2 separate regions of the Homo sapiens genome follow, and region 2 is linked to region 1. A link is a contact called in ENCODE Hi-C or POLR2A ChIA-PET data. All regions are on one chromosome and are shown on one strand. The core of a region is the stretch at or near the end of the contact, and the rest is flanking DNA. Distances in the headings are between cores, read along the strand shown. Region 1 holds the start of KCNK1 (potassium two pore domain channel subfamily K member 1). Region 2 has its middle 96 kb from the start of MIR4427.

The links. A loop is a pair of places that touch in the nucleus more often than their neighbours do. ChIA-PET counts read pairs that join two places held with the same protein, here RNA polymerase II (POLR2A). Pooled maps may share reads with other maps.
Region 2: a map of MCF 10A shows a loop between it and region 1 (2.9-fold over the local background). The contact joins the enhancer-like site here to the promoter of KCNK1 in region 1. A Hi-C loop is called at or near these places in 3 of 168 maps with a recorded cell type or tissue (MCF 10A and heart left ventricle) and 11 of 50 pooled maps. POLR2A ChIA-PET finds 5 or more read pairs at or near these places in 3 of 52 experiments (H1, MCF 10A and WTC11).

What each region holds. Positions count from the first base shown.
Region 1 is chr1:233,611,607-233,618,548 of GRCh38, forward strand. It overlaps KCNK1 (potassium two pore domain channel subfamily K member 1), which reads left to right and starts at 2,500. Exons shown (of 3, transcript NM_002245.4): 1 at 2,500-2,920. The coding sequence starts at 2,566. RefSeq lists enhancers at 1,626-2,278, 3,467-3,526 and silencers at 2,067-2,166, 2,527-2,596, 2,937-2,996.
Region 2 is chr1:233,716,907-233,723,848 of GRCh38, forward strand. No RefSeq gene overlaps it. Among named protein-coding and RNA genes, the nearest start is that of MIR4427, 96 kb to the left of the region's middle. Within about 2 kb of position 3,270, at least 2 of the 41 ENCODE cell types and tissues checked have a DNase peak (open chromatin) inside an H3K27ac peak, as active enhancers do.

The sequences.
Region 1 (6,942 bases), core at 1,250-3,749:
CCACTGCTTCCAGGGCGTGTTATCTCCCTGAGCAGCCTGTGGAATGCCCCCGAGCAGTTATGCTCTCAGGGCATAAAGACATGAAGGCAATAAGGAGACTTTTCTCCTCAGAGGTCACCCATGGCTCCCCATGGGTGTCTCACACAGGGGAGAACAACTCAACTGGCACTCCAGAAACTCTTTTTCCCACAATACATGTATGTATATTTGAGTGTGATGATATAACCACACCTGCACCTGCAGTTCATCACAAGTACCCCACACAATCTGGCATTCAAAGGGTTGTATGTCTTGGGAAGAGGAACTCACATCCTGTTGGGGAATCACAGGTTTCATGAGTGAGCCAGGTCCTGAAGGATATAAACTGTGTTACAGATGGAGATGGAGGAGGAACTGTCCAAGCAGAAGGAATCAGGTGAGCAGAGACATAGGGAGAAAAATGATCATGACAGGCAGGAGGAGAATTCTGAGGGTCTGCTACGGCCGGGGGTAGCCTCATGAATGAAGAGGTCTCTGAACAGGGCAAATAGGCAAAGATCAAGGATAGGATAGGGCAAGCAAGGGTTACAGAGCAGGACAGGGAAGGACATTGTAGGATGGAGACTTGAGGGAGAAGGAGGAATTCAAGTTCTAAAAGAGTAGGGCACTTGCTGATGGGGAAGGGTTCCCAGAGGCGGAAGGACTGAGAGTGGTAAGTGCTTCCTTTCACCTTGAAAATAAGGAGGTACATTTTTTCCTTAGGGGTAAGAGCAAAGGGAAGAAATGGATTACCGATGAGTAAATTTTGAAGTACAGAGAAGTAAAGTGGAGGGCTGGCTTCAATCTTTTGAGTAACGTAGGAGGTAAGGCTATTGACTAAAAGTGAAAAATCACTGATATATATGTTAGACATTTGCACAAGTTTCTATGAAAATACAAAATATGACTTGTTTAGAGAACTTCAGTAAAGTAGGCAAATGTTCAGCTAGGTGTTGGAATGATTAATTGTACAATTCAGTTTTGTGTATTTTAAATGTTTTTCCTGATTACAAAAATAATATATATCCACTGTAGAAAATTTGAAAAATATTAAAAGGTACAAGAAAGGAAAGTCATCTATATACTCTACTATTACCCAAAGACAACTGCAAGGAGATAGTTTTATTCCTATGCAGTTGATTAATAATGCAGATGTCATTTTATTTTGTAACAAAATACAAATATTTTACATATTTGAGATTCTACACAGTTTTGCTTCAATAGTCTTTAGACACAACTTTAATGTGTTTAATGTCTATATGGTGTCCATGCTGTAGAGATGCCATAACTTATTTAACCATTCTCTATTTTGGAATATTTAGATTGTTCTGAGTCTTCATTATTTCATCTATACCGTGTGTGTGTGTGTGTGTGTGTGTGTGTCCCACATGTGTATGCACTATATTATACAACTACATGTATGTATATATAGATACCGTCTATGACCAGTCTTTGTAAGTAAGTGCCTCTCTGATTGTTTTTTCTTAGGACATATCACTGAATCAGAACAAATAAACCCTTTCAAGGTTCTTGAGACGTGTCGCTAAATTGCCTTTCCAGAAAGGGTGTACCAATTTTTATTTTCATCCACAAGCAGGCGGCTCGCTGACCCTCGCCCACATTTTTGTCACTTTAAAAAGAAGTGACAGTTGGGAAAGCTCAGTTTCTTCTGGCAGTTGACACATTTGGGATGTTTTTTCACCAAAAAACCTAAGGTCATGTTTTAGAAAATTCGAACTCAGAAATAGGACTTCTCTGAGACTCTCCTTTTCCCTCAAGTCCTTTTTGTGAGGGGGATGGGTGGGAGAGAGGAGACTGATTCAAGGAGCCTTCCAACTCTGATGTTCTGGTATTTTCACCGTCATTACTGGCACCAGATTGCTCAATCCTTCGACCAATAAGACAAAGAAGGAAAGTACTTCAGCGCTTGCTGTTTTGTAATACTGGCTTTGATTGGGAGAAAATAAGTGGGAAACAAGAGTAGCTTGGACAGGGGGCTTGGACGGCCAGCGCATTGACCAGAAGCGGCCCACACTACACGCGCGCGAACACACACACACACACACGCACACGCCGCGCGCGGTCAGCTAGAGTTTGGCTACTGGACCCAGGAAGGGAGGGAGCGGGAGGAGCTGGTGGCTGTCGGGTCGGGGTCTGGGCGCCACCGAGCGCCCGCCCCACCTCTGGAGTGCGCAGAAGGCGGTGCGTCCCGGGCCCCGGCAGCCCAGCCCAGGCGCTCTGGCCAAGTTTGCGCGCGGTCTCCGCTGACTCTCGGGTTACCTGAGCCGGCAACCACGTCAGCGCCACATCATCTGGGCTTTTTATATTGCAAGGAAACAGGAAAAGAAGGAAGAAAAACATCGCCCGAGAGAGCCAATCGCAGGAAGACGGCGCTGCCCGGAGGAGCGGGGCGGGCGGGCGCGCGGGGGAGCGGGCGGCGGGCGGGAGCCAGGCCCGGGCGGGGGCGGGGGCGGCGGGGCCAGAAGAGGCGGCGGGCCGCGCTCCGGCCGGTCTGCGGCGTTGGCCTTGGCGGCGGCGGTGGAGAAGATGCTGCAGTCCCTGGCCGGCAGCTCGTGCGTGCGCCTGGTGGAGCGGCACCGCTCGGCCTGGTGCTTCGGCTTCCTGGTGCTGGGCTACTTGCTCTACCTGGTCTTCGGCGCAGTGGTCTTCTCCTCGGTGGAGCTGCCCTATGAGGACCTGCTGCGCCAGGAGCTGCGCAAGCTGAAGCGACGCTTCTTGGAGGAGCACGAGTGCCTGTCTGAGCAGCAGCTGGAGCAGTTCCTGGGCCGGGTGCTGGAGGCCAGCAACTACGGCGTGTCGGTGCTCAGCAACGCCTCGGGCAACTGGAACTGGGACTTCACCTCCGCGCTCTTCTTCGCCAGCACCGTGCTCTCCACCACAGGTAGGGTATCCTGCGCGCCCCCTGGCCGCCCCGGCCACCTCGCCCACAACCCACACACCCCGGCCCCGGCGCCCCGGGCCCCTCTAACCCTCCCACCCCACCCCCCACCTTTCGCCATCCCGGCTCCTCCAGCCCGCCTCCCCTCACTGTCCTCCCGACCCTCCGACCTTCCCCTTACTGGCGTCCCCGGCCTCTGCCTGGGTGACTCGGGAGGGCAAGCCCTGCGGAGCCGGAAGCCAGAGAGGTGACTCCAGACGTGACTTGGTTGTTGCCGTCCGTAACTCTGGGGAAGTGGTCCCTAACTTCGGCCTGGGTGGCTGCAGGTGCTTCCTCCCCTTGAGTTCTTTTTTCGCAACCCACTAAGCCAAACTGTCGGGTTTGAATGTGTAGCAGCACCTGGCCGCCGTGCGGCAAGGCAGCGGGATGATGGAAACTCACCACCTTCCTCCCGCACCCATCCCAGAGGCCGAGGCTGCAGTCTGGTAATAATACCTTCTAAAGGGTCACCTTCCGGAGTGTGCCGTCCCTTTGGACCATGCACAGATATTCCAGCTCTTTTGTACCTTGGAGGCAGTTTTGGGGGTAGCCGAGTGACATCACTCTGCTCTTCCCAGGTGACCTCTGGGCGGACAGGCCGATCCGGTTTCTTTTCAGAGTAGGAGGAAGGGTGAGGGAGAGTAAAGGAACCATAGGATTGCCTAAGATCTGACTTAATTGGGGCACCCTGATTCAGCAGTTCCTTCAACTTGAGGTGTGCGAGGCTCCCCATAAACTTCGAAGCGCCACGTCCCCGTACGACTCACCCGCGGGGCGCCCGGCCATGGAGGAGCCTCCTCAGGTGAAAGATGAGGCCGGGCGCATGCCCCAGGGCTCGGTCACTGTGCCAGATCAGATGAATGAAGGCCGAATTTCCCCAGCCGGACCTAGTAAGGCACATACCCAGAGTGGAGATATCAATTGGTATTTGGACAGTGGGAGGAATCTGAAAGAGCGTTCAGCACAGTCCCTTCTTTTGATCTATGAGATCCAATCTTTGAAATAATCCATCTCGTCATGCACAAGGTCACACACTTCCTAGTTACCAGTGTCGTCCTGGAACCTGGGCCTTGTGATTTCTCTGCCAGGACCACTTTGTAACCCCCCACCCTCAACCTTTACAGGTGAATCACATCCCTTTGTGTGACTCCCAACTCTTCCTTCCTCCCCACCCCCCTCCACCACCCAAATTATTGTGTATAATTCCCTTTGGGCTATATCTTGTTGACTATCTTGGTAATTACTTGGTAATGAGTAATAATACACTATTCATGTAGATCACATGAAACAATTATTCAGAGGTCTGGGGTGAATTACTAAACTGATGTAAATCTACCCTGAAATAAACAGAAGTGGAATTCTAGCTTGTATTGTGAGATCTAAAAAACTGTTAAATGTAGCGCTAGACAAGACAGACCTGTTATCTCACTTTCCAAAGAATGCCTGTTCCCTTGCCAATACAATTTAATTTTTCTTTCCATAACTCTGCCTCCATTGTCTTTACCTAGTCCTCTGTTCCTCAGATCATTTAGGAGTCACCATGCCTTTCCTTTGGAGTATATTTGTGCTATATTGAGAGTCATTCATTCTTCCCAGAAGTAAGTGTTTCCATGGGGCTACAGAAAGTTTACAACTGGGTCACAATGTTGGGTAAACATTTCGAAGGATGCTTATAGCGTGTGGTGTTTTCTTACTAATGATATTGTGAGGATAGAACAAGAATAAGAACAGTTTTGAGGAAAAAGGTTTGCTTTTATCTGGGTGGGATTTTTCGTGACTCATGTATAGTCTTAACATCATATTGTCTAATTAAATGTTAAAAATTAGTTTATAATCTTGAATAGATGAAATATTCTTCCCAGAGGAGAATTAGAAAAAGGGATAGTTTCTGTTTAAGAAAGGGGTGGGGTGGGAATAGACGTCTTATTATTGGTATTCAGATTGCTTTGTAGTTCCTAAGAAAGTCTGTATTCATGCAAAACAAGTGTTCATTTAAGAAATCAGTGCAAGGGGCACTTAAGGATAAACTAAATGAAAAAGGTGCCTCTTGGTTTGTAAAGTTAGCACATCAATGAATTCTTGTTATATGAATACAACTATTCTAAATGAAAAGTACTCTTCTGTTGGCTTTGTACTGCCCCATTATTTGACACATTTGATATTTCTTAAGGTTTCAAAATTATAATTACCCATTATTTGATTCATTTGATGTTTTTTAAAGTCTTCAAATTATCATAGGTGCCCTGGCCATGAATCTTATAATGGGTGAGAAATCTTTTCTTCCCTACAAGGGGAAATAAAGAGATGTTAAATTGTGTGCTGGAAACAAACAATATTTTAAATCACTTGCTGGAAGCAGACAATTTTTTAGAGTAAAGCTGATGTGCTTCATTACTAGGAAAATATTTTCTGGAAAAGCGCCAACCAAATAAAATGAGTTGCAATCGCTTTTCGTTTTTTGGGTGGATATTAGACATGTTGTGCTTTTTTTTTTTCTTTTCTTAACACTTCTAGTCCTTTTGAAGGCAAATCACTGAGATAATTGTTACCTAATTAATCAGTACAGTCAATCCTTGACTTATTCAGAATGCTAACAATGAGCATTACAAAGATGCTGTTATTGGTAGTCATTGTTGTAACACAGGCCCATGAGTGCTTTTATGTCAGAATCTTCTCACCCCAGAATGTACAAACTTCCGTTTCTGGAAGGAACTGAGTAAAGTCTTCATGGTCTACTTGGAAGAAGGCTTAGGTTGGTAATTCAGCAATAGTCTTCTCATTCTGTGCTTTGCCAAAGACTCTGAATTATTTCCAGCAAACAATTTAACATCTCTTTATTTCCCTTTGTAGGAAAGAAAAGATTTCTCACCCATCATAAGGTTCATGGCCGGGGAACTTATAATAAAATGCAAATTAACAAGATAAAAGCACACACATTTAGTTAATATAAGTTTTAGATGACATAGACGCCTTTAGAAATGAAGACCCCAAGAAACAGGGAAGTTTATGTATTTTTAGGACAGTTGTGTAGACGAATGATTGGAGAACAAAAGGATATGATCTGACTGAGCACGGTGGCTCACACAGGTACTCCCAGCATTTTGGGAGGCCAGGGTGGAAGGATTGCTGGAGCTCAGGAGTTCAAGACTGCAGTGAGCTATGATTGCACCATTGCACTCTAGCCTAGGCAACAGAGTGAGACCTCATCTCTACTAAAAGTTAACAAAATTAGCCCGGAGTGATGGCGTGTGCCTGTAGTCCCAGCTACCTAGAAGGCTGAGGCATTGAGTCTAGGAGTTTGAGGCTGCAGTGAGCTGTGATTGAGCCACTGTGTTCCAGCCTGGACAACAGAGCAAGACTCTGTCTTGGAGGGGGAAAAAAAAAGAACAAAGAGGATATGATCTAAAAAGCTAAATAACTGGAGGAATTTAGCAAGGCCTATTTGTTCAGATTTTTCTTGGAATCTCTGTGTCTTCAAAGATAGAGCATTCCTTTTCTCAGGATATAGGATGGGCTCCCTTGTAATGAGGGTCTTCTTCAAAGGAAGGGCAGAGCTTCAGGGAAGAAGGTTAAGAGGAAGGCGAGAATGATCTTCCTGCTTCTGCTGTTTTCTCAAATGCTAAGGTGCCCTGTTTGGGGGTCGCATGCCCTGAACTCCATCACCCTTCATTCTAAAAGATACGGCAACATCTGCATAGGAATCTTATGAGAATGAGTGAAACACTGCAATACAGTTTTGAGCTTTTCAGAAAGAAGAGTTGTATACAAAAAAAAAGGAGGTATTATAGACTGCAGAATTTCCCACAGAACTTCTATACTGTGTTTTTTTTTTTTCCCCAAGGATTGAGGAAATAATGTCCAGGTGATATTTGGGGAGTAAGAAATAATTATTAAACTTTGGTAGCCATCTAAAACTTTGGACAGTGTCGTTCATTCTTAAGAACAATTTGTGATGTTGATTTACTAAAGTTTACTTCTTTATTCAT
Region 2 (6,942 bases), core at 2,020-4,519, 110 kb after region 1:
CACACTGTTTCACCAAGCTAACTAAAAAACAAAGTTTTTGTAAAGACAAGGTCTTGCTATGTTGCCTTGTTGGCAAGGATGGAGAGAAATCAGAAAGCTTGTGCACTTTTGGGGAATCGGAACCCTTGTGCTCTTGGGGAATGTAAAACAGTGGAAAACAGTATGGAGGTTCCTCAAAAAACTAAACATAGAACTACCTCATGGTCCAGCAATCTCAGGTCTGGATATGTTACCCCAGAGAACTAAAAGCAGCATCTCAAAGAGATACTTGTACATCCATCCTCATAGCAGCATTATTCAGAATAGCCAGTAGGCAGAAAAACACCTAGATATCTTTGCCTAATACAAGGTCACAAAGATTTTCTCCTAAGTTTTTTCTGTAAGTTTTACTGTCTTAGCTCTTACATTTTGGTCTGTGATCAATTTCAAGTTGATTTTTGCATATTCAGGTAAGTGAGAAGGTTCTATTTTGCATACAAGTTTCTGGTTAGGTCTCAATTTTCTTGTCTACTAAAGAAGAATAACATTAACTACCTTACAAAATTATTGTGAGGATCAAAATAATTGTAGCTCATAGTTACTGAGTTTGAGTTCTTAGAATATTTCACATGTAGTGACTCATTTCATTCTCACAATAACCCTATCAGTTATTATCTTCATTTTAAAGTTTTAAAAATTAAGACACTGAAAAGCTAAGTAAGTTTTCCAGGGTTGTACAAATGACAAGATTTAGGGGTGAAAATTAATTCCAGACAAATAGGCTTCAGAAACTATATTCTTAACCAAAATACTGTATCAAGAAACCACCAGTATGCTGCTAAAAACACTTCTAAGGGCTTGATAGTTGCATTCATTATCTATCGTTGTGTCACAAATTATCTGAAAACTTAGTGGCTTAAAACAACAAAAACATTTATTATCTCACAGTTTTTGTGGGTTGGATATTTGAGTGCAGCTTAGCTGGGTCCTCTGCTCCAGGTTTCTCACAAGGCTGTTGGCTGAAGCTGTGGTCTCATCTGAAAGCTTGCCTGGGGAAAGATGTGCTTCTAACTCACACATTATATTGTGAGTAGTTCTACTGAGAGACCTGCATATCAAGGAATTGATGTCACCAGCCAAATAGCCAGCAGGTGGGCTTCAGTTCCTCGCCAGCTGTTGGCTGGTGACATCAATTCCTTGATATGCAGGTCTCTCAATGGAACTACTCACAACATAGCAGCTTGGTTTCCATAGAGTGAGGATCAGAGGGATATCTGAGGCAAGTGGGGAGGTGGCAGTTTACACATTAGGTTACACAGTCTTTTTGTAACCTAATGTGAGAAAGGACATCCGCTATGCCTTTTGAATAGTCAGCACTTTTGTCATATTCTGTTTATTACAAGTGAGTCCCTAGGCTCCTGCCCACACTCAAGGAGAGGGTCTTGCTTAAAGGCATAAATGTCCAGAGCCAGGGATAACTGGGAGTCCTTTTAGAGGCTCTCTATCAAGCTATTCTCCTGACTCGGCCTCCTGAGTAGCTGTGATTACAGGCATGTGCCACCACGCCAGGCTAATTTTGTATTTTTGGTAGAGGGGTTTCCCCGTGTTGGTCAGGCTGGTCTCGAACTCCCAACCTCAGGTGATCCACCTGCCTCGGCCTCCGAAAGTGTTGGGATTACAGGTGTGAGCCACTGCGCCCAGCCTCTTCCCCTATTATTATCTCAAAAATAGGGATTAGGTTTTTTAGAATGATTCTGTTTTCTTTAAATATACTTTTGAGGACTAAGAACTTGATTATCAGTTTTTAGAGACAATTCTTTCCAATTTCCAAGGAACTAAATTTACAGATTTCTACCTCTAGTACTTTTTAAAAAAATATGAAGTATGGAGCACTGAAGGATTTACATGCGTAAAGATTTGAGGAAAGTTCTGTGTAGATCTCAGCAGAGTATATTTCTCACATCCCATCACTGAGACTCTGTCACCTTTTGATGTCAAGGCTTTAAAATGACATTTCCAGGTTTTTAGAGGTTAAATAAAATAAAATAAAGCCAAAATAAAACTCTTTTACCAATTAAAGGAATAAAGAAAGAACACTCAACTTCTTGGTAGGATGAAGAAGAAAGCATTTTAATTTGCCTTAATCCTTGAGCCCTCTGAAGAGTCAAGCTTCTTGATGATAATTGATGATAATTCAGCTCCTAAACAACGTTAACAATCCCTCCCTCTTATTTGTGATCCTCTTCCAAAGAGAATCTCAGCTAACTTTAGAGGTATGGCAAGAGAAATCACCTGATCAACAGTATTAACAGCTTAAACTTTGGAGTTCTTTCTGTGGATCTCTCAATACTAGCTGGGATGCCTGCTGTGCTTCAGTGTATATATTTATTTCAAGTAAATAAGACTATTAAATGGAGATTTTGTGTCCCTAAGAACCACTTTCAAGCAGCTCCAGAGATACCAATCACCATAGAATGTGGGTGGTCCCTTCCATTAGGGGATAGGAGTCACTACTCCAGGACTGCTTGGCTGCTGGCTGTGCCTTTATTGGTGACTGTTTTTAGAGGCTCAATATCTTGCCAAAGAAAATTTGAACCACCTGAGTATCTACCTCAGTGCCTTTTGAATAGTCAGCACTGAATAAGTATTTGTTGGCCGAATGAATGGATGTCCTATGGGTTCATGCAATTGTAATCCTATTCAGGATACTGTATCTAGGTTCCTTATCCTACCTTTCCAGACACTGTTTCAATGAGTTAAAGGAACCTCCTGCCAGGAAGGATCATTAACTACCTTATTTGATCTGATCTTTGTTCTGGAAGGCCCAGAGCTAAGGACAAAACCTACAGCTCCCTCTGCATAAGACTTGGATACCTTTAATTCTGTCTGCCCCGAAGTGCCTACAGTCACATGTCAGCCACACTGTGCTCAATCCAAGGACTCATCTGCACAGCCACACTGCTGTCACTAAAGTGTCTAACACATCAAGGGAAGGACTTGGGACATACTTATGAAAACTGTTCAAACATTTGGCACTTGGTTCAAAGACAGAAACCTGGCAAGTGCCAACTCCTATTCCTTCTGGGCATTCATTAGGCCCTAAATATCTGAGTTTTGGCATCATCTGATTTGCCCACCACAATCTCCTTGAAGTTCTCTAGGAGAGAGGAACCAGGCAATAGCAAGTTATGGTTCAGTATATGAGACAGCCTGTTCCATTCATACAAATAAGAGCAACATTTTGCCAAGTACATGCGGTACACCTGCACCCCACAGAATCTGGTTGTGCTTGCCTGAGGGATGACAGGCTCTCCTGGACAGCTGGCCCTGGCTTCCGGTCACGAGTGAGTGCTGGAATTCATGAGTGAATGCAGATCATGGGTGAATTCTTTCTGTGCCTGTCCCTGTCTGTACAACTCTGCACAATTAAGGTCTTCAAATTGCCCTATGCTCTGTGCATTTAGAATATCAGCTGTTTATCCATGATTTACCACATGCCAGATACATTTCTGAACACTTTGCACATTATTAACTGACTTAATCTTCAGTGCAACCCTATCTATGAATGAGCATTCTTTTTGCCTCCCTTTTTCAGATGAGTCATAGAACTTAAGCAACTTGCCCAATGCCACCTTGAAAATGAGAAATGGAAATGAATTTGAACCTATTCAGGCACCAGAACTCGTGCCATAATAAAATCTTGCCTCTCATATTTCGTATCTGACTCAGTTATCTTAGAAAGCAAAAATATGGGCCAGGCACAGTGGCTCATGCCTGTAATCCCAGCACTTTGGGAGGCCGAGGTGGGCGGATCACCTGAGGTCAGGAGTTCGAGACCAGCCTGGCCAATGTGGTGAAACCCCATCTCTACTAAAAATACAAAAATTAGCTGGGCGTGGTGGCGGACGCCTGTAATCCCAGCTACTTGGGAGGCTGAGGCAGGAGAATCACCTGAACCTGGGAGGCGGAGGTCGCAGTGAGCCAAGATCATGACACTGCACTCCAACGTGGGCGACAGAGTAAGACCCTGTCTCAAAAACAGAAGAAAAAAAAAAAGAAAGAAAGCAAGAAAATGCCTGTGCATATTTCTTTGTACACAATTTAGTACCATGACACAAGGATAGAAGCATGTGGCAGATTTTTATTTTGATGAAAAGCAAGCTTTGTCTATCTTGTTAAAGGCGTTTGGATATGATGCAATTCCAAATCAGGCTCTTCTCTTTATTCATATGCCCAACTCACCTGTGGAGACCTCCGAGGAAGCTCAGCTCATTGGCTTTGATTCAGCAACCAGTTTTCCTGACTTTGGAGTAGGAGTCACATGACAGGCTAGGAGGTAAAAGCTGTATCACAGAGAAATAACTCCTTGTCAATTTCCAGTTTCTGCCATTACCTAAAAGGGACCTGACTGAGTGACACTGTGTGGCCTAGAGTGACTTTAGCTGAAGAGTTCACTTTACTGGCTTCTAGGCAATTTATTACCATTATGAACAATCTGCTCTTTTTTTGTCATGCTCTATCATTTCGTAACACTTTCTCTTCTCATAGCAACGTGCTCTTCCCCAGGATGCCCTTATATGGCAGCTATGCCCAGGGCAATGACACTAGCTCACAGTTGTTGTTTACCTTGTGCAGGGGTGAGCAAGGACAGCTTTCCCCTTCATCCTCTGAAGGTTCATTGAAAATGAACTAAAAAAAGGCAGATTAATAGGAGAAAAAGGCATACACATCTATTTTAACATGTATAGCATGGGAGAATTGCAGGAGAATGATTATTCAATAATCCAATGGGGTCCAGGTGCTTATAAACCTTTCTTCATAGGAGAAGGGGTGAGGGGAATGCAGGAGTAAATAAATTTTAGGGAGAATGAATGCACCCAATATTCAGATAGGGATAACTAAATAATTCTCTTAGGGAATTGAATGGGACTGGAGAACAAACACAGTTCAAAGTTTGTCTGAGCTCTAGGTTTGGTGTTTAATTTTTAGTCTTTTTCTCTGTGATGAGTTTTAATCTTCCCTGCTTAATGAAATTTCCAGGAAGGGATTGCAGGCAATTGGATTTCTCTTTGGAAGTCCGGTTTCTGGGCAGATAAGGGAACTTCAGAGAATAGCCTCGTCATCTGCTTTGGGAGAGACAAAGGTGTGAGAGATGGGGGTCGGGGAAAGGTCAGAGGGATCTTGAGACTTTTTGTTTAGTTCCATATTTTGGGAAGTCATTTCCTGAGCCCCAACACTTTTTTATAAAACCAGATTAGTCACTCCAGGCTGCTTTCAGGGCTGCTGTGAAACAGGGATAAAAACAGTTATATTGGTCACCTGCAGGGAAATTATGCCAGGAGGCAAGATGCATATAATTGGCCATGGCAATTTCCAAAGATATGCTACAAATAATCTTTCTCAATTCCATATAGGTCCTTGAATCCTCAGATAGTCCAGTCAAAGCTGATCCTTTGTCCTTGCCAGTGACCGGCAGGTCTTTCCAGACACTCAGAGCGGCCAAGACAGCATTTTTAAAAGCGCCACTCTATATTTAGCAGTCCAAATTGCCTATGGCTTCACTCTCCCTTTGTACTTGCATCACCTAAAAAAGCTCCCCTTCACATGCAAGGTCAAAGAGACGAGGCAGACATTGATTTCTGTTGCCTGTAGAACCCAGAATAACTCTACTACTGAAAATGTTGCTCTAGGGTGGAAACTGAAAAGAATGGATGCTATTCAATTCAACTTTGGCAAAGTGCAGAGGCAGGAGAGAATTTTAGCAAGGTTAGTGCACAGAGGTCCTGGCTTCCCGTGTCCAGAGAATTTCAAGTTCACGTCAGGCCAGGATGATGCCTTGGGATCAGAGGTTTGGCACAATGCCCTGAAGTTCCCACTCTTTCCCGTTTACTTATTTTCTCTTCTTTTGTTCTCCCTTTTCCTCCTCCCTTCTTTCTTTCCTTCCTTCCTTTTTTCCTCCCTTCTTTTCTCTTTCTTCTTCCTCCCTATTTTCCTTCTACTCAGTTCTCAGTTAATGAGCTTTTACTGTTTTTGAGCAAATGGGCTCTCTGCCTGATGTAGACAGAAACCAAGAACCATGGCACCGGCTTTTGAGAAAAGGAAGGCTTTATTGCAAAATCATCAAGCAGGAAGACAGGAAGTAGGTTCAAATCTGGCTCCCTGACTTGGGATCTGGGGAAAGTTTTAAGGGATCAGAGGCTAGGGATAGAATTTAGGAATGCTGACTTGACAGGGTCTGATTGGAAGTATGCTGAGACAGATCTTAGCACAAGATCTTCCAGGCCAATGAACCTCTTGCTTCTGAAAGAGTTCCAGTATTCAGGTTCTGGTCATATCCTAGTCTTGGTTCTGAGAAAATTGGCTGGTTACGGACATTATCAGAGGTCAAAGCTTTTTCCCTTGAGCATCCTTGGGCTACATGACATGCAGTTATTTCGCTCTGTTATACCTACAAGGTAACTTGACATGTTGTTGTCATGAGAGTAGGCCCAGTTTGTTCTGGTCCCACAGTTACATTATTAAATTTTGTGCAGTGTGCGAGGCATCAGGATTATTAAAGTTATTAATAAAAATCACTGACTTAAAAGAGCTCACCTATTAGAGGGCTGGACACACAAACAGGCCATCATAATACAGTGTCATACTAGGATGACAAAGAAGGAGAAAAGGCATTCAGCTAGCCTGAGAGGTGCCAGGGAAGGCTGCCCAGTTAGGATAACACGGAGCTGTGTAACTCTTCATCCCACCAGATAAGAGCTGGCCCCGTGAAGAGCATGCCCCTTATTTCTCCTTTTTTAAGCTTGCATGGCAAATAAGAAAGCCATGTCAGCGGCACTTCAGCCTGCTGCATTCTGCGTCGAGCTCCTGTCTGATTTACCACCTTAGCCTCCTTTCACTGTTGGCATTCTCATTCCTCTGGCCTATGGTTATAGGGTCACACCATCTTCTTTGAGCTTAAGAAAA